Linked DNA regions of Homo sapiens: all the other regions are linked to region 2. The links are chromatin loops, found by intact Hi-C in ENCODE. Cell type or tissue: endothelial cell of umbilical vein. All regions are shown on one strand. Each heading gives the region's core, and the rest is flanking DNA. Links, peaks and the distances in the headings are about the cores only. Region 1 overlaps PPHLN1 (periphilin 1). Region 2 overlaps GXYLT1 (glucoside xylosyltransferase 1). Region 3 overlaps PPHLN1 (periphilin 1).

Region 1 (5,000 bases), core at 1-5,000, 240 kb before region 2:
CGAAACCCCATCTCTACTAAAAATACAAAAAAAAAAAAAAAAAAAATTAGCTGGGCGTGGTGGCAGGTGCCTGTAGTCCCCAGCTTCTTGGGAGGCTGAGGCAGGAGAACAGCGTGAACCTGGGAGGCGGAGCTTGCAGTGAGCCCAGATCGCGCCACTGTACTCCAGCCTGGGCAACAGAGCGAGACTGTCTCAAAAATAAAGAAAAAAAAATTTGTACTCTTGGTTCTCTTTTTCTATCACTACCTAACTGTTGAAGTCAGCTAACAAAATGAAACAGTATCAGTGAAATATGATTTAGAATGTACCCTTTTTCAGTTTGGAACAGAACCAGGTGGCTAATGCAAAAGTTATTTTATTTTAGGCAAGCACAAATTCTAAAATGTAAAAAACATACTGTCATATAGTTTCCATTTCTCTTTGCCATTAACAATACACCACACAGCTACCACATTCTCAAAAACACTTAGAAATGCCAAAGATTTCCCAAGTAAGACATTTCATGGCCAATTATCCCCTTCTAAGTATAGAAACTACTGGTTTTCAAGGTATATGCAATTTGCCCACCCACCCCCAGGACAATGTGGCATTGTCTAGAGGTATTTTTGATTATCATAACTGGGGAGGAGAGTACCATTGATGGGTAGGGACCAGGAATGCTGCTAATTTCCTACAGTGCCCAGGACATGCCCCCCAACACTACACACCAAAAAACTCTTCAGTCCAAAATGTAAATAATGCCAACACTGAGAAACCCTGCTATATACCTATTAAATTCTTGCTGAGTGTGCATCCTCAGTACATAGATTGTTGCCCATCTCTAAATAACTACTTTTTATAAATCACCTCTACTTTTATAAATTAAATTTCTTTATTGAGAAATACCATCAACTCAAAGCACCAAGTAAGCCCTAGTAGTAAAACCTTATAAAGCAAAACCATTTTAAAATGTCAAACCAAATCAAAATTACTAAATGAAACCATCATCAACTAAGCCTCTAATAAAAGAACACTTAAGAGTCAAACAGGTTTTAATCCATGATTTAACAAATGTACTGCAACATTAAAGAATACTAAATTTCAGACAGAAGAGTGCTAAGAGACATACCAATAGCATACAATTTCAAGTGCTTGGAAAATCATTTCAGCATCTTGATTGGCAGTCCATAGGATATAAACAGGCTGTTGTCCTAAAGTTCATTTGAACACTAGCTGATTAATACCCCAAATATATTGTCCCTTCAGACACAAGTAAGTTTCCCTGGGAAAAAGCAGAAAATAGCTTAAATTCATTTATGGTAAATGAACTGGTATAGAACACTAATAATGAAATAGAGCATTAAGGAATTCTAGCACTAGTTTAGTCACTAAAACTACAAGGGTCATACCAACAGCACTGGTTAGCCAGAGTGGTGATATGGGTATTAAATAAACAGGTTTTAGAAATTGTGTGAGGTGCTGGGACCCAATGGTGAGCCAAATGTACACAGTCCCTGCCATCACAGAACTCTCGGTTTAATAGGAGAGGCTGACATTAGACAAATATACATAAAACATGTGAATGCAGTCAAGAATGGATGTAGAGAGACTAACGAGGAACCTAACTTAGTCCAGGCAAGAGACAGTGGTATCTTAGATGGGACAGGAGCAGGTGAGGGGTCACAAATTTTACATATACAAGAATATACCCTCTAGACTTAATGGGATGTAGTTAACGTTTTACTAATAAAGTGTGAAAGACGGGATGCCAAGCTGATTCCCATAATTCTGGCATGATAGATTAATGAAATGAGAAAAATAAATTTAAGAAATGAGGATGCAGGTGAGAGGTCCACATTTTGATGGGAGCATGTTATATTTAAGATGTTTGTGTAATATCTAGGTAAGCAACTAAAGATACTAGTCTCAAACTCAGAGGACATTTTTGGCTATCAATATAAATTTGTCTGTAAATAGGCAGTACTTAAAGCCTGGTATAGAGGAAAGCAAAGGAAAAAAAGAACAGCAGGCCTAGAACGTGGGGCTAAAAAAACTCTACCATGAAGAGAGAAATGGGCTGTCGAAGAATGGGAGAACAGAGAAACATTAGAAAGGAGAATGCATTTATCATGGAAGCCAAGGAAAGAGTATTCCAACAAGGAAAATAAAGGTTTCCTACATTGAAATTATATGAGCTCTTATTGGTAACTTGCTTACAGGATAGAGAGGAAAGATTGCCTACCTTCCTCTATTGAAGAGACAAAATGCTGAACTACAGTTTCCTAATCTGACACCAGATGGCAGTAAAATCACAGCAGTACAGAGCTATCAGTGGCCTAAGGTGGCAGGATACACTTGGGGGATGTCAAGTGTCAAATGTCAATAGCTCAGAGTAGAATAATGTCTCTTCTCCCCTTCACATCAATCCTTCTTCTGCTCCCCACCAATTTAAGCAAAAACATCACAACAGGCCTCAATTTTCATAAGTATCCTTTTTGATAAAGTGGTAATATTAGCCATTTTTTCAGATATGTGTGTGTGTATTATATAATGTATATAGTGTCCACCATATGAACAGCACTATAGGGAATTACTCTTGCTTTGAAGAAGCTAAGTATATTGGGAAGGGGGAGTAGGGTGAGAGGGGGTGAGGACCAAATGTTTAAGAAGGCTGGTACAAAGCTACAAAGGTAACTTTGTAAATAGATGGAAAACTGATCCAGGTCTTAAGGAAAGATGAGATTTAGATTAATATTATCTAACAGAAATATAGCCAAGCCACAGAAGAAGTAGTCATATCTAAAGTAAAGAGAAACAGGTCAAATTAATTTTAGCATTTTATTTTACTTAACCCAATATATCCAAAGTATTACCAACATGTAATTGGCATTAAAAAAATTTGGTAAGCTATTTTACATTCTCTTTTTCAACCTAAATATTAAAAATCCAGTGTGCATTTTATGCTTACAGAATATTTCAGTCTAACCTGACGATATTTCAAGTGCTCAAAAGGTACATGCGGTTAGTAGCTCCCATATTGGACAGCATAGATTTAGATGGTGGGAAAAGCATCACAAACTTTAGAAAAAGCAGTAACAGATTAAAGTACTATGTGAACAAGAACTGAAGTAGTTAGAACAGTAAGACCTTAAAAAAGCAGTGAGTAAAAAGCAAAGGTAGAAAACTTTTAAAAAGAGAAATGATAGTATCAAACACTGCAAGTCTCGAGGAGACTATGCATTTAAGACCTAGGAGTTGGCCGGGTGCAGTGGCTCATGCTTACAATCCCAGAATTTTGGGAGGCAGAGGTGGGAAGACTGCTTGAGCCCAGGAGTGTAAGACCAGCATGGGCAACATAGAGAAGCCTGTCTCTACAAAAAATTAAAAAATAGCTGAGCGAGGTGGCACCCACTGGTACTCCCAGCTATTCAGGGGGCTGAGGCGGGAGGATCACTTGAGCCCCACAGGAGAGGCTGCCGTGAGCCATGATCGTGCCACTGCACTCCAGTGTATGTGACAGAGCAAGACTCTGTCTCAAAAAAAAAAAAAAAAAAAAAAAAAAACACCAGGCTGGGCGAGGTGGCTCACGCCTGTAATCCCAGCACTTTGGGAGGCCGAGGCAGGGCGGATCACTTGAGGGCAGGAGTTCCAGACAGGCCTGGCCAACATGGTGAAACCCCATCTCTATTAAAAATACAAAAATTAGCTGGGTGTGGTGGTGTGTGTCTGTAGTCCCAGCTATTCGGGAGGCTAAGTCAGGAGAATTGCTTGAATCCAGGAGGCAGAGATTGCACTCCAGCCTAGGCAACAGAGTGAGACCCTGTCTCAAAACAAAACAAAAAACACCTAGAAGTCATTTGATCTGTCAGTCCAAGAGTCCAGTAAAATTCTGGAAACCAAAGCAGATTGCAAGAAATTAAGATATAGCTAGTGAAGAAGTTAAAAGCTGTAACTTTTCTTCCAAAACAGGCTGAAGGAGGGAAGATGGGAAGGAATGGTATTTTGAGGAAAGGGGCTTATTTGACCACTACTGAAGGCTGATAGAAAAAAGCCAATTCACTATAAAAGGGGAAACTGATAACGCAAGACACAAAAATGTTAATGGTAAAGAAGGAGCCAAAAGTCAACTGGAGAAAGTGAGACAAAGGGACTAAGTAGAAGAGAAGAATATGAAAAGAATAAATAGAAAAACTCTTATTTCAAGAAAATAAAATACAACAGAGTTCTCATCAAAAGGCCTTTGTCTCAGTAATTACAGAAGTCATCAAAAAAGTAAAGAAAGAATGTGAATGGAGGCTTTATGCAAATTAGAAAGTTTTACTGATCCTCTGGGGCAAAGTATTAATTAGAGCAATCCTTCTCAAAATGTACGTCCATAGACCTACCTGCCTCAGCATTTGCAGGAAAGGTGATAGAAATGCAAATTCATGGGCATCAACCCTCACCAGCTGAATCAGAATCTCTAAGGGTGTGACTCAGGATTCTGCATAAGGCTTTCCAGGTGATTCCTATGCACACGAAATGTTAAAAAGGACTGAATTAAAGAAGCTCACTAGCATGTAAGGGCTGTATGTAAGTGAACCGTTCAGAAGTCAGAAAGCAGAAATTCAGAGTTCATGATAACGGCAAAACAATTCCCAGTGATGAAAGTAAGGCCTGGCCATGCCTGTGGATATATAAAGTTGAAAAATACAAGAAACAACTAGAGTTAAACATGGCATTAAATCACGATACAGAGGCAGATTGGATAGAGAAGATTGTGAGTCAGAAATTGTAATCATCAAGGAAGAAGGAATGGTCTCCTGGAAATTCATCAGAGAATACAATAAGACAGGGTGGTGTAAATGAGGACGTTCAAAGTTGACGTGGAAACAGAGGCTTGGAGAAAGTAATGAGGAGGAAGAAATATGCCCGAACTCATCTCAAGAATCAAGGAATTAGGAGGCAAGTAAGTTGGGGGGAAAGTTTCAAATCTCATTGCATTCCTTAACAACTGGATGACCTTGACCAAGTTATTTAAT
Region 2 (11,521 bases), core at 3,712-8,711:
CTATTATGAATAATGCTGCTCTGAGCATTCATGGACAGTTTTTCTGTGAACATGTTTTCAGTTCTCTTGAGTATATACTGAGGAATTTAATTGGTGAGTCATGGTTGCACAACTCTGAATATACGAAAAACCATTGAATTACACACTTTAAAAGGGAATTATGCTTGTATTATTCTGCTTTGCTTTGTAACAACCCCATACATCTAAACAGTTTACAATAGCAAGCATTTATTTCTTGCACACATTACATGTCTATGGCTATGACTTTGCTTGATATATCTTCTCATCCTGGGATCCAAGCTAAAGGAGCAATCCATACATTGGATATGCCTGGTCTTGTGGTAGTGGATGAGCAAGAAGCCAGATTGAACAACACAGTCCCATTTGAAGCTTCTACTTTGATGCCACAGTATCATGTCTTTTTATATTATTTTGGCCAAAGCAAGTCACTTGAATAAGGTCAAAGTCAATAAATGATGCAGGGATATATGCCTCCCTTATCAGGCAGGCAAGGCCCATGGTAATGAATAGGGTTGTATAATCCTTTTACAGTTAAATGTGGGGAGTGAATAACTGAACAGTAATACAGTCTACTACACAAATAGAGATTGCCAGTTAAGGAGAAAGAAAGACTAATTGATGCAAGAAGGTCTTTAAGGACTCCTGAGAAGAAGATGGGCAACAAGGGGAAGCATATGGAGTTGGTAATAGGTATGAGACTAGCTAAGGGGAAGACAATTAATTTATATTTCTACTAATCAGCATAGTCATGTCATTAACTGTTCTTCAGTATTCATCTGAGAATGTGAATGAACAGCTCAGTTTCAACTGAAGATTGTGCTGAAAAGGTACGGTGAAAGAAGAAGGTGGAAGTTTGCAGGTATAGGAACATGAATGGATGAACCATATGATGTAGTCTGAGTAGGGAGGGAAATGGGTAAAGCAGGGAGCTTATACTTAGGAAGCATGTGATTGGAGGGCTGAGTGATTTCCACACATGTAATGGGATATAAATAATAAGCCTGGGCAACAAAGCAAAACTTTGTCTCTACAAAAAATTTTTTAAAAATTAGGCTTGGTGGCACATGCTTATAGTCCTAGATACTTGGGGACTGAGGCAGGACGATAGCTTGAGCCCAGGAGATTGAGGCTGTAGTGAGCTGTGTTTGTACCACTGCACTCCACCCTGAGCGACAGAGCAAGACCCTGTCTCAGAAAAAAGAACCATAATTATTAGATCAGAGACTAGTCTGAGATGAGGTATTGGATTGCAGTTTCTGACAGGGTCCAGGATTTGTCATTTTTTTACTTTTTCTTCTCTCTCTCTTTTTTTTTCTTTTGTCAGAGAGGGTCTCACTCTGTTGCCCAGACCTGGTGTGCATTGGCATGATCACAATTCACTGTAGCCTCAAACTCCTGGGCTCAAACTATCCTCCTAACTCAGCCTCCCGAGTAACTGGGACTACAGGCACACACCACCATGCCTGGCTAATTTTTTTTTTATTCTTTGTAGAGATGGGGTTTTGCCATGTTGCCCAGGCTGGTGTTGAACTCCTGGGCTCAAGCGATCCACCCACGTCGGCCTCCTAAAGTGCTGGGATTACAGGTGTGAGCCACTGTGCCCGGCCAGCATTTGCCATTTTTCACTGAAGGGAAAAGGAGGTAAGAGTTACTGGATTTAAAGAATTGTGTAACCTGGGTGTTGGTTAGGTCTCTCACCTTGCAGTATCTGAAATGACATTCTGTTACTCCCCACTAGACAGTATGATCCATGTCCATTTTACTCACTATAGTGTTGCCAGTGTTTGGCCTGTGTAGGTAGTCATTCAGTAGAAAATTTATTGATTTACCAAATGAATGGTTAGAGGAAAGTAGGATTTGGTACTGAGACGAGGACTGTGAACCGGATGCTAGTTTTCTGTGAGTTGGGGAGGAACCAGTAGGTTGGTAGATCAGAATGGTGTGGCATTGTGGCTCTTTTACATGGCTAGCAGTTGATGCTGGCTTTTGACTAGGAGCTCAGTGGAGGCTGTTGATCTGCATTCTCTCAAGTGGCTTCTGCATGTGCCTTGGGCTTCTTACAACGTGAAGATCAGGTTCAAAGAGTGTTCCAAGAAATAGGATGTGGAGCTCTTAAGGGAAGGGCCTGGACATTGGTACAGTATTATATTCAGTATTCTATTTGTCAAAGCAATCACAGAGCCCACTTAGATTCTGGATAAGGGGAGTTAGATCCTACTTGGTTGGTTGGTTGGTTGGTTTTTTGAGACAGAGTCTTTCTCTGTCACCCATGCTGGAGTGCAATGGAATGATCTTGGCTCACTGAAACCTCCGCCTCCTGGGTTCAAGCGATTCTCCTGCCTCAGCCTCCTGAGTAGCTGGGATTACAGGCAACCGCCACCACACCTGACTGATTTTTTTTATTAGAGATGGGGCTTCACCATGTTGGCCAGGCCATTCTCAAACTCCTGACCTCAAGTGATCCGCCTACCTTGGCCTCCCAAAGTGCTGGGATTAGAGGCATGAACCACTGCGTGCAGCAGATCCTACTTATTAATAGAAGTGTCAGATGTGTGATCATCCTTAATCCACCATACTTGGCACCTAGTTTGGTACTAGCAGAAGTGTAGGGCTCTTGGTGTGGCTCAAAGCTTCACAAAATTTAAACTCGTTACTGAGTTGTTCAATATGTTGGTCTTGTTGAATTTAATTCTCATGTCTGTGGCTTCGTCATCTTGCATCAACTTAAAAAAAAAAACAAAACAAAAACATTGCCCCCAAATACAGTTTAATTGTAATACTGCAAGAGGGTCTTTTGAGTTAGAAGCTCCCTGGTGGATATTTCCTGAGAACAGGGAGTTTGAGGTGTGCTCTCTAGCTCACGTGGGCGTTTTCTTGAGACTAACGAAGATCAAGTAGTTTCAGCAACTTCTGCATGTTGGCAACATACACGTTAACTTTTCTAGTCAAATATTTGTAGGAAGATATTTTTGAAATATGGGGTAGTAAAGATACGAAAATGTTAATAGTGGTGGGTAATTTGTTTCTTAGGCTTTAAAAAATTTTCTAAACGGTACTTAATAAAATGTATTGATTGAAGTATTCGTAGAAACACAAATTTTCAAAATTTAATCATTTTTAAGTTGGAGTAAACAGGATTATCATAAGAGAAATGATCAGTACTGCGATAAAAAAATTTCAAGCTGACTCTAGTTATTCCTTGATACACAATGTTTCTCATTCAGGTCTGATTTTAAGACTTATCTGCGGATATTGGTGAAAAATTCAGCTTTTTAGGCCACTTCTCTGGGGAGTCTTGATTAACTGGGTATGGGATAGGATCCTATATCTGTATTTTTAACAAGTGACCTGAGGACCAGGCAGGTTTGGAAAACAACACATAACTGATTTGTTTTGTAACTTAAAGTACAAGTTGAGGCTGCAAATGGTATTGTTAAATATATATAATTTTAATTAATTTTATAGAAAAATTGAATTTGTTTTTGAGATTTCTATTTCCATGTTTCACTGTTGTAGAGTTTGACAGGGGATATGGAATAACCTGATTAGTTATCGTCTTCGTAGAACAAAGGTACACATTAGGTGTTGATTGTAAATAAATTGTGCATTTGTTGAAATAAAGCTGTGCTATCATCTGTATCTGAAAGACGGAGATCATACCTACCTTAAAACGTTTCTAGTGAGTCTAAATGGGTGTGAAAGTGCTTGAATCTGAAAATAACTCTGTTAGTTGTTATTACCATCAATGAGTCTGACTGTGTGGTATGAAATCAAAGACTTAAGAAAATACATAGCCATGCCTGAGAGGGTACAAACACAGATTTTCTAATCAAGTCATAAGTTTTACCGATACATACACATTTTCTTCTCTTTCTGGTTCAGCCTTTTAAATGAAGATATGTAGCCTTTTGTGCTATGCTAGAATGTGGTGTCCCTTTAGAGGAAAACAAAGTTATAATGTAACTTTTTTCTGTTGGTTAAGAAATTCCAACCTTGTTCTTTATGCAGTAGTATACACAATTACTTAGGCAGCATTTTAAAAACCACCAGTGCCAGACCGTTTCTAGAGATTCTGATTTAATAGGTCTTGTGTGGCACCCTCTACCAGGGCTAAGAACCCCTGCCTTAGACTGTTGCCATTTGTGAGAGATGTGATCAGATTTTTGCAAATCAGAAATTTCATAGACCATTTGATATAAGCACAGTAACTCATAATTGAATTCATAATGAGAGAAAACAAAGCTGCATAGTGATGAGATAATGAAGTGACCTGGTTTAGTGACTCACCCTGACTTCATACATACTTTAGTACCCAGTGACTTTTAGACTATTATTTTGAAAAGAAATCACGATGAAAAACAATTTTTTTGTAATGTAAGGTGTTTTCTTTTTTCCGTTTTGGCTCCAACATGCAACCTAACAAGAAAGACCAGACTTGATCTTCCATTTTAGCTTGTATAATATGGAACTGAGATTATGTAGATAATGATACTAGGCTGTGAATATCAGCATGATTTTCGGGTTTTTTTGGGGCAGGGAGGGTGGTTAAAAATTTTTTTTGTTTTTGTTTGAGACAGAGTCTCTTTTGCTGTGTTCAGCCAGGCTGGGGTGCAGTAGCACAGTCACAGCTTATTGCAACATCAAACTCCTGGGCTCATGCCATCCTCCCACCACAGCCTCCTGAGTAGCTGGGACTTAAGGTAAATGCCACCATGTCCAGCTAATTTTTTATTTTTAGAGACGGAGTCTTGTTATGTTGACCATGCTAATCTTGAACTCCTAGCCTCAAGCAGTCTACCTACCTCAGCCTCCCAAAGTGCTGGGATTATAGATGTGAGCCACTGTGCCTGTCTGTGTATGTGTGTATGCATGTGTGTATATGTATGTATATATACACACAGCAGTGGGGTTGCTGGATCATATGGTAGTTCTATTTTCAGTTTTTTGAGGAATCTCTATATACTGTTTTTTTTTATAGTGACTGTAGTAATGTATGTTCCTACCAGCAGTGTATGAGTGTTTCCTTTTCTCTTCATACCTTTGCCAGGATTTGTTTTTTGCCTTTTTGATAATAACCATTTTAACTGGGTGAGATGTTCTCTCATTGTGGTTTTAATGTGCGTTTCCCTGATGATTAGTGATATTGACCATTTTCATATACATCTTGGCTGTTATGTTTTATTTTTCAGTTTAAAACACCATACAAGTAGTTTGGATTGAGGATTAATTTAAAAGCATTTAAAGATCTTCTTTTCCCTTTCTGCCAGTATTGGTGGCATTTTTATTATGTTTGAGGATAAGCAAATATTTTGTTTGTCCCAAAGGGATTTTGTTCTAGGGGTATATGTGTAGCCTGTGAAGAAAATTTTAGAAGACATATTTGTCTGTGTTATCTGAGGAGGGGATTTTATCAGGAGACTCTCCGACGGAAACACTGTTTCCCAATCTATAGTATAGTCTACCTTCAGGGTTTTAAAGTTCTATTTAAAATAATGGTGCCCTAAGTAAGGGAGAAATCAGTTTTCCAAAATCTTTATCATAGCAATTTGGATTTATAATTTTATTTGCTTTAAAATAGAACAGTAAGTTATCGTGTTACTGAGTAAATTCCTTGTTAGTTCCAAACCAAAATACTCACACAGGACTCTTATTTCTGTCTTACTCTGTTAGGTGTAAAGATTTCTCTCTGTGTTACTGGAATCCCTATTGGATGCTGCCCTCTGATGTTTGTGGAATGAACTGCTTTTGGGAAGCGGCTTTTAGGTAGGCACTTAATATTTAATTGGTAGATCAGTGTAGATAAGGTTAGATAGTTGATAATAAAACCTTTGTAATAGGATGTAAGAATGTTTCTTATGATATTATACAAATAATTTATTTTCTTATTGGGTTTTCTATTTTTCCCATTTTGTAGTTGTTATTGCTATTTTTTAGTACATACTGTGTATAAATGCTTTAAATTTTCTTAGATGTTATTAAGACAAACCACTGTTCTTAAGAGAATTTATGATCTAACTTTTGGTAACAGTTGATAAAGTGATAAACTAGGATAAAAATAGGCTTCTACTGACGTTTACAGATATATCTATATATATAAAATATGGCATTTATCTAAAAGCTTGTGTACTATAGTGGATGGGGACAACTGGAGAAGGATTATATTCGTTATTAGTAGAGAGATTGAATACTGGGAATAGGAGGATAAAGATAAGTATTTAATGGAGGAGCAGATGGAGGAGCAGCTCCTGGCTACTTCTTCCTTTAATGTTTATTGACCTTTTAAGTTACTGACTAGTTCGGCTTTATTCACTTCTCTGGATAATGAAGGTATTGGGTACTCTGACCTCTTAGGTCCCTTCCTGCTCTAATCTAGAATGAAAGAAACAGGTATTGATAAGAATACGATAAGGCAGTGACTCTCAGACTATCTCCCTGATACAGTGGCAGAGGAGAGTGGGGCAAAGGTTTGAAATGCTCTTCCCAAGAGTAAAATTCCTTAGAAGAGTATCTATTTACTGCGTCTTTATGATTCATTTAAATAGTCTAGGTTGGGTATGGTGGCTCACGCCTGTAATCTCAGCATTTTGGGAGGCTGAGGCGGGAGTATTGCTTGAGCCCGGGAGTTCAAGACCAGCCTGGGCAACAAAAGCAAGACCCTGTCTCTACAAATTTTTTTTTTAAATTACCCAGGCATGGTGGCATGCGCTGGCTTGGGTGGGAGGATTGCTTGAGCCGTGGAGGTTGAGGTTGCAGTGAGCTGTGATGACGCCACTGCTCTTCAGCCCAGAGCAAGACCCTGTCTCAAAAAAACAAATAAAATAAATATTAATTCTACTCATTATATTTGCCACACGCTGTGCTAGGTGGTAAGCACTGGACTCTTGGGTCAGGTTAATTGTGGCTCCATCCTTTTGGAGCTTACGTTCTGATGGGAGTTTCACACTAGTAAACCTGAAATTACAATAGAGTGTGACAAGTTGTTGCTATGATGAGTCATCTTAAAGCATCAGGGAAGACTTGGAGGGAGTGACCAGATGATGATCTGGAAATTAGCTAGTTTCAAGGACAGGAGGTGAAGTGTTTGAGATAGGAAGAACTTCATTTTTAAAAACTTTTAATTAAAAAATTTATTTTTAATTGACAATAATTCTATGTATTTATGGGGCATAAAGCGATGTTTTGGTGTCTGTATATATTGTGGACTGATTATATCAAGCTCATTAACATGTTTATCATCTTACATATTTATCTTTTTTTTGTAATGGGCACATTTAAAACCTATTCTCTTCGCAGTTTTGAAATAAACATAATTATCTGTAGACACCTTGCTGTGCAGTAGATCTTGAGAACTTATTCCTTCTGACTGGAAGTTTGTATTGTATTCTTTGGTCAACATCTTTCCATCACATACTCTCTCCCACCCCTTCACCTCCAGTGCCTGGTAACCACCATTCTCCTCTCTGTAAGAACTGCATTGTAAGTATCTATTAATTGTACATATTTGTAAATTCTTGCATTCTCAATACAGTATGCATCCCATGAAGAACTGGTGGGGAATAGGTTCAAATCAGATAGTTTAGTTATATCCTGTTGCTGTGGAAGAGATTGGGTGATTGAAATTTTAATATGAGCCAAGTAATATTCCAGCTTTTAAAAATTAACTTTTAAAGATAATCTAACCTTTCAGTTTGGTTATACTTTTGGATAATTGAAGTTTTGTATGTTTTCATTCTTACGAATATTTGCAAATGAATATAGTATTGACAAGAACCACTTTGCCTTGCCACATAATTCCACTAGCTTGAAGCTGGGTAAACTTGAAAAGTTCAGCATACTCTGATTTATACAACCCAGACCCTTTTGTAAATTACAGCGTGAGTAATAATAATCTTTCCTCCTTACTGACTGCAGGAGTGTCCCAGGGAAATTTACCTAGTCGGAATCCTGGACTCTCTGCTTACCATTCCTTTTGTTTTGGCTCCTCTAACTCATTTTCCTAATGCTCCCAAGTATTCCGTGGAATAAATCATATGTGGATGGATACATAATGTTGTAAGCCTTGTGCCTGTAACCTAAATTTGAGACTTCAGAAGTTATATGCCTTTCCTCTGTTATACTTTCTACCCGTAATATTGCATCCATTATATCATGCTATTACATTTAAAAAAAGCAAACATTTTGTGTCATATAATTATGTAAAAATTTCTCAAACTTAGTTTCTTATTTAGAACTAACGATTCCCTCACATTTAATCACCCTATTTCAAATATGCATACAAGCCCAAATGCCATACAACTGCCAAATCATTCTTGCCCTCCATCTCAGTATCTACTTTAATACTGGTAAAGCTTCTTTGGAATTCCCCTTTACTACCACTTTTGATGTCACATTCTGCCTGGCACCAGGGGGCCCTTAGTTGGGTACCTTACTTTCCCAACTTGAATTATTTGTATAACTTTGATCAAATATTATTTGGGTGATCATATTCTCCCAATTAATTTATTATACAGTGAACATAATATAAAAACTAAAATGGCCTCAACTCCTATTACAAGTGTTTTCATCATTCATATCATCATATGCTTTTACATAGTTGTGATTCTGGTGTAGACTAATCTTGAATTTTTTTTTTTTTTTTTTTCTTGAGACAGGGTTTCACTGTCTCCCAGGCTGGAGTGCAGTGGCATGATCTTGGCTCACTGCAACCGCTGCCTCCTGGGCTCAAGCGATTCTCCTGCCTCAGTCTCCTGAGCTGGGACTACAGGCATCTGCCACTGCGCCCAGCTGTTTTTGTAGAGAGGGGGTTTCACCATGTTGCTCAGGCTGTTCTCAAACTCCTGAGCTCAGGTGATCTGGCCGCCTCGGCCTCCCAAAATACTGGAATTACAGGCATGAGCCACCGCCCCCGGCCTAATCTTGAATCCTGAGCTTAAAATTTTAATACTTTTCAGTGTAGTATGGTCTTCATATTTCTCATGTCAATGGCAACACACTATTCCATTGCCTCTCAAAGTGCTGGAATTATAGACATGAGCCACTGTGCCTGGCTTTATGTCTTTAAAACAAAATCAAAAATCCCTGCAACAGTTTGTTTTCAATCCTCTCTTTCCCTTCATCAGCAAGCTTCTTTTGAGTACCTCCCTACTGGCTGGAGGGGTGTGGCTCACGCCTGTAATCCCAGCACTTTAGGAGGCCAAGGCGTGCCGATCGCCTGAGGTCAGGAGTTCGAGAGCCAGCCTGGCCAACATGGTGAAACCCCGTCTCAACTAAAAATACAAAAATTAGCCAGGCATGGTGGCGCGCAACTTTAGTTCAAGCTACTTGGGAGACTGAGGCACGAGAATCGCTTGAACCCGGGAGGGAGAGGTTGCAGTGAACCAATACCACACCGCTGCACTCCAGCCTGAGTGACAGAGTGAGACTCTGTCTCAAAAAAAAAAAAAAAAAAGTTCCTACTGGTTTTGCTTCTGGGTTTTGTTTGGTTTGTTTGTTTTTTTGAGATAGTCTCACTTTGTCGCCCAGGCTGGCGTGCAGTAGCACCACCAGGGCTCACTGCTGCCTGGACCTCCTGGGCTCAAGTGATCCTCCTGCCTGAGTCCTCTAAGTAGCTGGGACTACAGGTGCATGCCACCATAGCCAAATAATTTTTTTTTTTAATATTAGTGAAGACAAGGTCTCGCTGTCTCGCTATGTTGCCCAGGCTGGTCATGAACAACTGAGCTCAAGTGATCCTGCTGCCTTGGCTTCCCAAAGTGCTGGGATTACAGGCATGAGCTACTGTGCTCAGCCTTGGTTTTACTTCTTTTAATAAAAAGAACTTCACACCTCAGCTGTCTGCCACCTGACTCTTACTGTCATCACCCCACCTCTGAATTATTGTTCTGGGGCTTAATTTTATTTCTCTTACCCATTTGACACTGTTTACTACTTCCTTTTTCTGTCAGCTCTGTTAGCCTCTGGCTTTTGAGACCAGACCAGTTACTCAGCTCTTTGATCTCTCTCCTCCTGGACTCCTCTAACGCTGCTTTCTAAATGATCTGCATTTCTTAGGACTCTGCTCTTTTCTCTCCCCATTCCCTGAATAGTCACAGGATAATTTGTTTAACTGATAGCTCCAATTCAGAGTTCTTTTCTGAGAGCCAGACCTGTATTTCTAGTTGCATATTGGTCATTTTTACCTTTCTGATTCAAATGCCTCAGAGACTCATGTTCAAACCTGAACTCATGCTCTAGCTCCTCAGACTTTCCTTCATCTGTGTTTTGTATCATGTTTACAACGGACTTTCTCCACATGTCAGTCTACATTAACTCTTCTTGTCTCCTTTCACACTGTTGCTCCTGGCTGCTTGCTTCCTTCCTTCTCCCTTAACCGTTGTACTCATCATTTCCCAAACAATTATAGTCTCCTCTCACTGCTCACTTCATCTCCCTTCTCTGTCTCCTCTTGGTTATTGTATTTACCGCATTTGTTGTGACTGTGAATCTTCATCCACTTCTAGACCGTTAACTCTGCAGGCTGATACCATATGGTGTTATCATTTAAGTCTCATGCCTAGCAAGGTGTTTGGCAACCAGTGAGAAACAAATGATTAACAGGATCATTTGTCTGGGAAGCTTTCCCCAATACCAGGTTAGATGTTTGCGTTGTGAGCCTCTTTAGCAATCTCAGTTTTTTTCTATTAAAACAATTACCATGCTTTCTTATTCTTTTAAAAATCAGTCTTTTCACAACAGGCTACAAATTGTATAAGGTGAAGATTGTGGCTTTCTTGCCTACCCCAGTGCCCATATGAAAGGAGTTCAAATATTTTTTAAAAAGAATGAATTATATCACTAAATTGTGTTTTAAAAATTATATGGCTGTAAGCCTGCACCAGCATTGTGTGAGTGTACTTGGGGTCATCATAACCTTAGCATTATTGGGAATTATAATTTTATCACTTATTAAAATGATAGCTTTTTGTTGATTATTTGTTGAATGTATTTCCACATTTAGTTAGCTTTTTTCTTTTGTTCTGTATATCATCTATTTGATATTGATAGTTATCTATTGAATTTTTAATGTTTATTTTATGAACTCTTAGAATAATATGTTCGGTTTTGCCATTGATTGCAAATAAGTTTCTAATTTGTTTTTTTATTTTACTTTCATTATACAAACTCTAAATTTTAGAATTATCAAAATATCAGAAATATTTTGTTTTAATGTACTAATTTTTCTATGACTTTAGTTTTTAAAAAAATCAGTTCTTTAAAATATTGAATCTTCTTTATGGTGGGAATTGATTTTAGATTTGTGAATTCTGTGGTCATAGGTGAATTTAATATTAGCTGTATTATTTTGAGTAGTTCATACCAGTTTTAAGAGATATATTTTCACTGGTTATTTAAAATTATATTTTAGAAGTTAATACTTATATTTCATGTTGGATTTTTAGATTTTTTTAATGCTTTATATAAAAATCCTAGCTTTTTTTTTTAAGTATTTTGTTTTGAAAGT
Region 3 (5,811 bases), core at 1-5,000, 200 kb before region 2:
AAGCAGGTTCTAAGCCAAGAACTGTGAACCATCCTGATGTACAGAAGAACCACCATGAGCAAAAAATGAAAATGGTCCAGGTAGTAAGTTAGTACCTTTCAGTACACAGAAAGTAGGGCACAGATATGTGAAGAAGAAACACATTTCAAAAAAGACTTAATGTCAAAAGATTTTTGGTGGCTCCTTATAATGTAATACTAAGGGAGGGGCAAACAGATAGCTACTCCATTTTGACAGTACAGAACAGCTATAGAATTCTAATGGTTCAGTTAGTTTAAGTTAAGGAAAAATTAAAGGCTGGAAGAAGGGTGCAACTTTTTTTCTTGATATTATTATAGCAAAGCAACCAATTTTCTCTGCAAAAACACAACTATAATATTTTCTAATACAAACAGACCCAATATAATGAATTAACTAGCCAAAGATGCCTAGGAAATCTTACTTTAAATTAAAAATTAACTTTTTCTCAAGACACACATTCAAGAGAAAAAAATTAGCTTTTAACATTATGCATGAATAAAACTGAATTCTCTGTCTACAATAAGACCTCATTTAATAATGTATGATTCCAAGCAATCAGTCTTTTAGGTGCAAGAACTATGGAAGCTTGAAAGGGAAGTAAATTGTCAACATTACTCCTCCTCCCCCACCTTTACTGAATCCACTAAAGGTTTCAGTCTAAAGAGTTAGATTTTATCCTTTTTAAGATACAGTACAGAGAAATAGTAACAGCAATGAAGTAAAGTCAAATCAAAGGGGAAAAATGTCAATAGCTATACCCAGAAGAAAAACAGACATATAAGCAAACAGTTCACAAAAAAATACAAATGGCTCTTAAAAATCTTTTGAAAAGATGTTCAACCTCCTTCAAAATAAAGAAGATGAAAACCAAAACTATAATGGCATACTTATTTTCATCCAAAAGCTCTGCAAAAATCCAACTGCAGTGATGAGATTAAGGAAAGCAACACTTACATAGGTTAGTAAAGGAGGTTGGCCGGGCGCAGCGGCTCACGCTTGTAATCCCAGCATTTTGGGAGGCCGAGGTGGGCGGATCACGAGGTCAGGAGATCGAGACCATCCTGGCTAACACAGTGAAACTCTGTCTCTACTAAAAATACAAAAAATTAGCTGGGCGTGGTGGCGGGCGCCTGTAGTCCCAGCTACTCGGGAGGCTGAGGCAGGAGAATGGCATGAACCCGGGAGGCGGAGCTTGCAGTGAGCTAAGATTGTGCCACTGCACTCCAGCCTGGGCAACAGAGTGAGACTCCATCTCAAAAAAAATAAAAATAAAAATAAAAAATAAAAAATAAAAAAAAGGAAGTATAATTGGTACAGATTGGGAAGAATTTGGCAATATTTATTAAAATTTTAAAAACACATATGCTTTGACCTGGCAATTCTACTTCTAGGTATACTTGTACACTTGCATAGCAAAGATTGAAAGGAACTTAAAATATCCATCAAAATAGCACAAATTAAATTGCTGAACCAATCAGTTACATTTATACAAAAGGAATATTTTGTATTCCTTTTGTAAATTGATCAATTATATTTATACAAAAGGAGTATTTTTGCAAACCATTTCAAAGAAAAGTAACCCCAGTAACAATATGAAAAGACTGCCAAGATATACTGCTAAGCAAAGAAAAGCACAGTAAAAAGACCAGGTATGAATATATATGCATATGTACAGACTACTCCTGGGAGTAACAAGAGAATGCAACAGCAATTGCCTCTGGGGAGAACTAGGTAGCTGGGCAGAGGATGAATATTTTACTGCATAATGTATATATACTATTATGTATTACAAAAGTATGTAACTGTTTTTAAAGTTCCTGAAAATCATTCAATAAGCATAACATGTGAAGTGATGATAAAAATGATGAATGTAAATTAATATACTAAAGGAGAATGTAAATAAAAATAAGGTTTTGTAATAAATGAGAAAAATAAACAATAAGAGTTCTAAAGAAATAGTATGTAGTTTAATACTGAAATATTAAAATTTACCGGTGTCCCACAAAAAATGTAACAATAACTACTATATTAAATACTACTATACTATACTTACTTGAGTCCTTTTAGGAATCAAATTTAACGTTTTCAACAATTTCCTGTAAGGGGGGGAAATACAGACGTAAAGATTTGTGTCTGTATAAACCAACCAATATAGAGAAATAATTAAATCTTCATTAATTGTATAAACAGAACTCTCAGGCCAAACTCGCTTCAAACACACTCTTGAAAATAGAAGATATCATTTTGGCCACCAGAGGCCACCCAAGTTTCATAAGAACAAAATTATAATAACAGAATTCTAGTCCTAGAAGTCTAGTCTAGAATTTTGCCAGTTGAGAGCTGGGCAGGTCATCTCTCTTATCCTTATCTCTGAGATTGTACTAGATGTTTAAGGTTGTTTTTAGCTGTTATTGTAAACAATGACTTCAAAATACCTCCATAGTTTAGTATGATGAAAATTACCATCTCCTATGGTAATTAGAAGACAGAATACACTAATATCACCTTATATTCAAATGGAAACTTGCAATTTTCTTTTTCTTTCTTTTCCTTAGACAAGGTCTCACTCTGTTGCCCAGGCGGGAATGCAGTGGGGCAAACACACCTCACTGTAGCCTTGACCTCCTGGGCTCAAGTGATCCTCCCGACTCAACCTCCCTAGTAGCTGGAACCACAGGCATACCACCACACCTGGCTAATTTTATTTTTTATCAAGTCATGGTCTTACTATGTTGCCCCCATGCTAGAACCTTGTAATTTTTAAAGGATTTAAAAATAGCTGATAAGTACAGCAAGCTTCCTGATTAGCGGCATATGTTGTTTATGATATTATCCAGGCTTAGGAAATTGACCAATCAGTTACATTTATACAAAGGTGTTCAGACTCCCAGTGAGTGATCATGTTACCTGCCACATCATCACTACATCTCCTCATATCAGTGCAGTTTCGATGGTACTCCAGAAAAGTTATCTAAGCCAACAAGATATTCAAACTGAAGAATCAACAGAACAATAGAAGGACCCTCTACATCACAATTAGGCAAAGAACAGAATTAGAACTCAGTGTGGAGAATACAAGCTTCATTCAGAAGTGCGCTAATAACTGGTTATGGATTATAAAAATCTCTTTCTCTTATGCCATATTCAATGAAGACGGTATGTTTAATATACCATCATGGGATATTTAATTCCAGAAAGAAAAGAAGCCTTTCTTAGAGCACTCCACTGGGCTATCCAACCACTGTTATGTTAACTTCAACTGAGGGCTGAGAGATTATGGAGGACTTGCACTCTAAGCAAAAGTGTCATGGAAATTGAGAAAACAAAGTCATAGGCAATATCCTTCTGTCAAACCATTAACACTCTGAATCCAAAGTCAAGATAATGGATCTGTTTTTTCATTTTAACCAAACTGGTTATAGTAGCAACTTAGGCTATAGTAACTCTGCATTCCAATCTAGTCAGTTTCCATTATTAAATACACTCAGGATAAATAGCTTCCCCTCCCCACCAAAACTCATTCCTTCGCTTTTTATATTCTTTCAACAACTATTGATAGCCAACTAGAGTTACTGAACAGCAAAGTCACATTGACCTCAAACTTCAGATGAACATAGGTCTTTGCACTGGCAATTCCCTGCACAGAATATTCTTCTCCAGATGTGGGGAAAAGAAAGAGAGATCGGACTGTTACTGTGTCTATGTAGAAAAGGAAGACATAAGAAACTCCATTTTGATCTGTACCATGGCTGGGCACGGTGGCTCACGCCTGTAATCCCAGCACTTTGGGAGGCCGAGGCGCGCGGATCACAAGGTCAGGAGATTGAGACCATCCTGGCTGACATGGTGAAACCCCGTCTCTACCAAAAATACAAAAAATTAGCCAGGTGTGGTGGCACGTGCCTGTAGTACCAGCTACTCAGGAGGCTGAGGCAAGAGAATCGCTTGAACCCGAGAGGCGAAGGTTGCAGCGAGCCAAGATTGCACCACTGCACTCCAGCCTGGGTGACAGAGCGAGACTCCATCTCAAAAACAAAAACAAACAAACAAAAAAAGATCTGTACCCTGAACAATTGTTTTGCCTTGAGATGCTGTTAATCTGTAACTTTAGCCCCAACCCTGTGCTCACAGAAACATGTGTTGTATGGTATCAAGGTTTAAGGGATCTAGGGCTGTGCAGGATGTGCCTTGTTAACAACATGTTTACAGGCAGTTTGCTTGGTAAAAGTCATCACCATTCTCCATTCTCGATTAACCAGGGGCACAATGCCCTGCGGAAAGCTGCAGGGACCTCTACCCAGGAAAGCCGGGTATTGTCCAAGGTTTCTCCCCAATGAGACAGCCTGAGATATGGCCTCGTGGGACGAGAAAGACCTGACCGTCCCCCAGCCCGACACCCATGAAGGGTCTGTGCTGAGGAGGATCAGTAAAAGAGGAAGGCCTCTTGCGGTTGAGGTAAGAGGAAGGCCTCTGCCTCCTGCATGCCCCTGGAAACGGAATGTCTCGGTATAAAACCCGATTGTACATTTGTTCTATTCTGAGATAGGAGAAAACCACCCTGTGGCTGGAGGCGAGATATGCTGGTGGCAATGCTGCTCTGTTATTCTTTACTACACTGAGATGCTTGGGTGGAGAGAAGCATAAATCTGGCCTATGTGCACATCCAGGCATAGTACCTTCCCTTGAACTTATTTGTGACACAGATTCCTTTGCTCACGTTTTCTTGCTGACCTTCTCCCCACTATCACCCTGTTCTCCTGCCGCATTCCCCTTGCTGAGACAGTGCAAATAGTAAACAATAAATACTGAGGGAACTCACAGACTGGTGCCGGTGCAGGTCCTCCATATGCTAAGTGTTGGTCTCCTGGGCCCACTGTTCTTTCTCTATACTTTGTCTCTGTGTCTTATTTCTTTTCTCAGTCTCTCGTCCCACCTGACGAGAAACACCCACAGGTGTGGAGGGGCAGGCCACCCTTCATCCAGGTATCTGTGGAATTAACTTTCCTGCCCTTCAATGTCACCTTCTTAATGTCACTTATAACAGATCCCCCAATCGTGCTATCTTTAATTAGCACTAATAATCTAAGATACCACATAATGTACTTTTAATACACATTAGTCCCTCACTAGTAATATTTCTACTAGTAGTATTTCTAGTAGTGAGGGTTTAATCTGTATTAAAAGTACACTATATAGTATCTTAGATTATTAATGCTAATAATAATAAAAAGCAGGAATGTCTATTTGTTCACTGATGAATATTAAGCTCCTAGAACAATTTGCACACTGTGCTCAGTATTCAGAGTGAATTAATATTCTAATGTTTCTATTAGAAAATATTTGAAATTCCAGGCCGGGCGCGGTGGCTCACGCTTGTAATCCCAGCACTTTGGGAGGCCGAGGGGGGCGGATCACGAAGTCAGGAGATCGAGACCATACTGGCTAACACGGTGAAACCCCATCTCTACTAAAAATACAAAAACAAAATTAGCCGGGGGCGGTGGTGGGCGCCTGTAGTCCCAGCTACTCGGAAGGCTGAGGCAGGAGAATGGCATGAACCCGGGAGGGGGAGCTTGCAGTGAGCCAAGATCGCGCCACTGCACTCCAGCCTGGGTGACAGAGTGAGACTCCGTCACACACACACACAAAAAAAAAAAAAAATTGAAATTCCAGACAACTAAACATAAATTTTAGAACATAATTAGTTAAGGTCATTGAAAAAAAAAAATTAACTGATGCTGGGGCTGGGTGCGGTGGCTCATGCCCGTAATCCCACCATTTTGGGAGGCT

What was found. A loop is a pair of places that touch in the nucleus more often than their neighbours do. Peaks named below come from ENCODE experiments on the same cell type or tissue, not always from the same donor. Only the 100,000 strongest peaks of a DNase experiment are listed, where the experiment ranks them.
Region 1: it touches region 2 in a loop (9-fold over the local background); 36 of 110 quality-filtered maps call a loop at or near these places.
Region 3: a loop joins it to region 2, with 12 times the contacts of the local background. A loop is called at or near these places in 90 of 110 quality-filtered maps.

The regions. Positions count from the first base shown.
Region 1 is chr12:42,369,654-42,374,653 of GRCh38, reverse strand. The region is part of intron 4 of PPHLN1 (periphilin 1); the gene reads right to left. Among named protein-coding and RNA genes, the nearest start is that of PPHLN1, 46 kb to the right of the region's middle. In endothelial cell of umbilical vein, for the core only: a CTCF peak has its summit at 2,272 (motif pointing right); a DNase peak (open chromatin) is centred at 2,303.
Region 2 is chr12:42,124,022-42,135,542 of GRCh38, reverse strand. It overlaps GXYLT1 (glucoside xylosyltransferase 1), which reads left to right. Exons shown (of 8, transcript NM_173601.2): 2 at 5,692-5,784. Among named protein-coding and RNA genes, the nearest start is that of GXYLT1, 15 kb to the left of the region's middle. In endothelial cell of umbilical vein, for the core only: a CTCF peak has its summit at 5,751 (motif pointing left); DNase peaks (open chromatin) are centred at 4,282 and 5,732; H3K27ac peaks cover 494 bases.
Region 3 is chr12:42,328,966-42,334,776 of GRCh38, reverse strand. The region is part of intron 1 of PPHLN1 (periphilin 1); the gene reads right to left. Among named protein-coding and RNA genes, the nearest start is that of PPHLN1, 5.7 kb to the right of the region's middle. In endothelial cell of umbilical vein, for the core only: a CTCF peak has its summit at 2,281 (motif pointing right); a DNase peak (open chromatin) is centred at 2,286.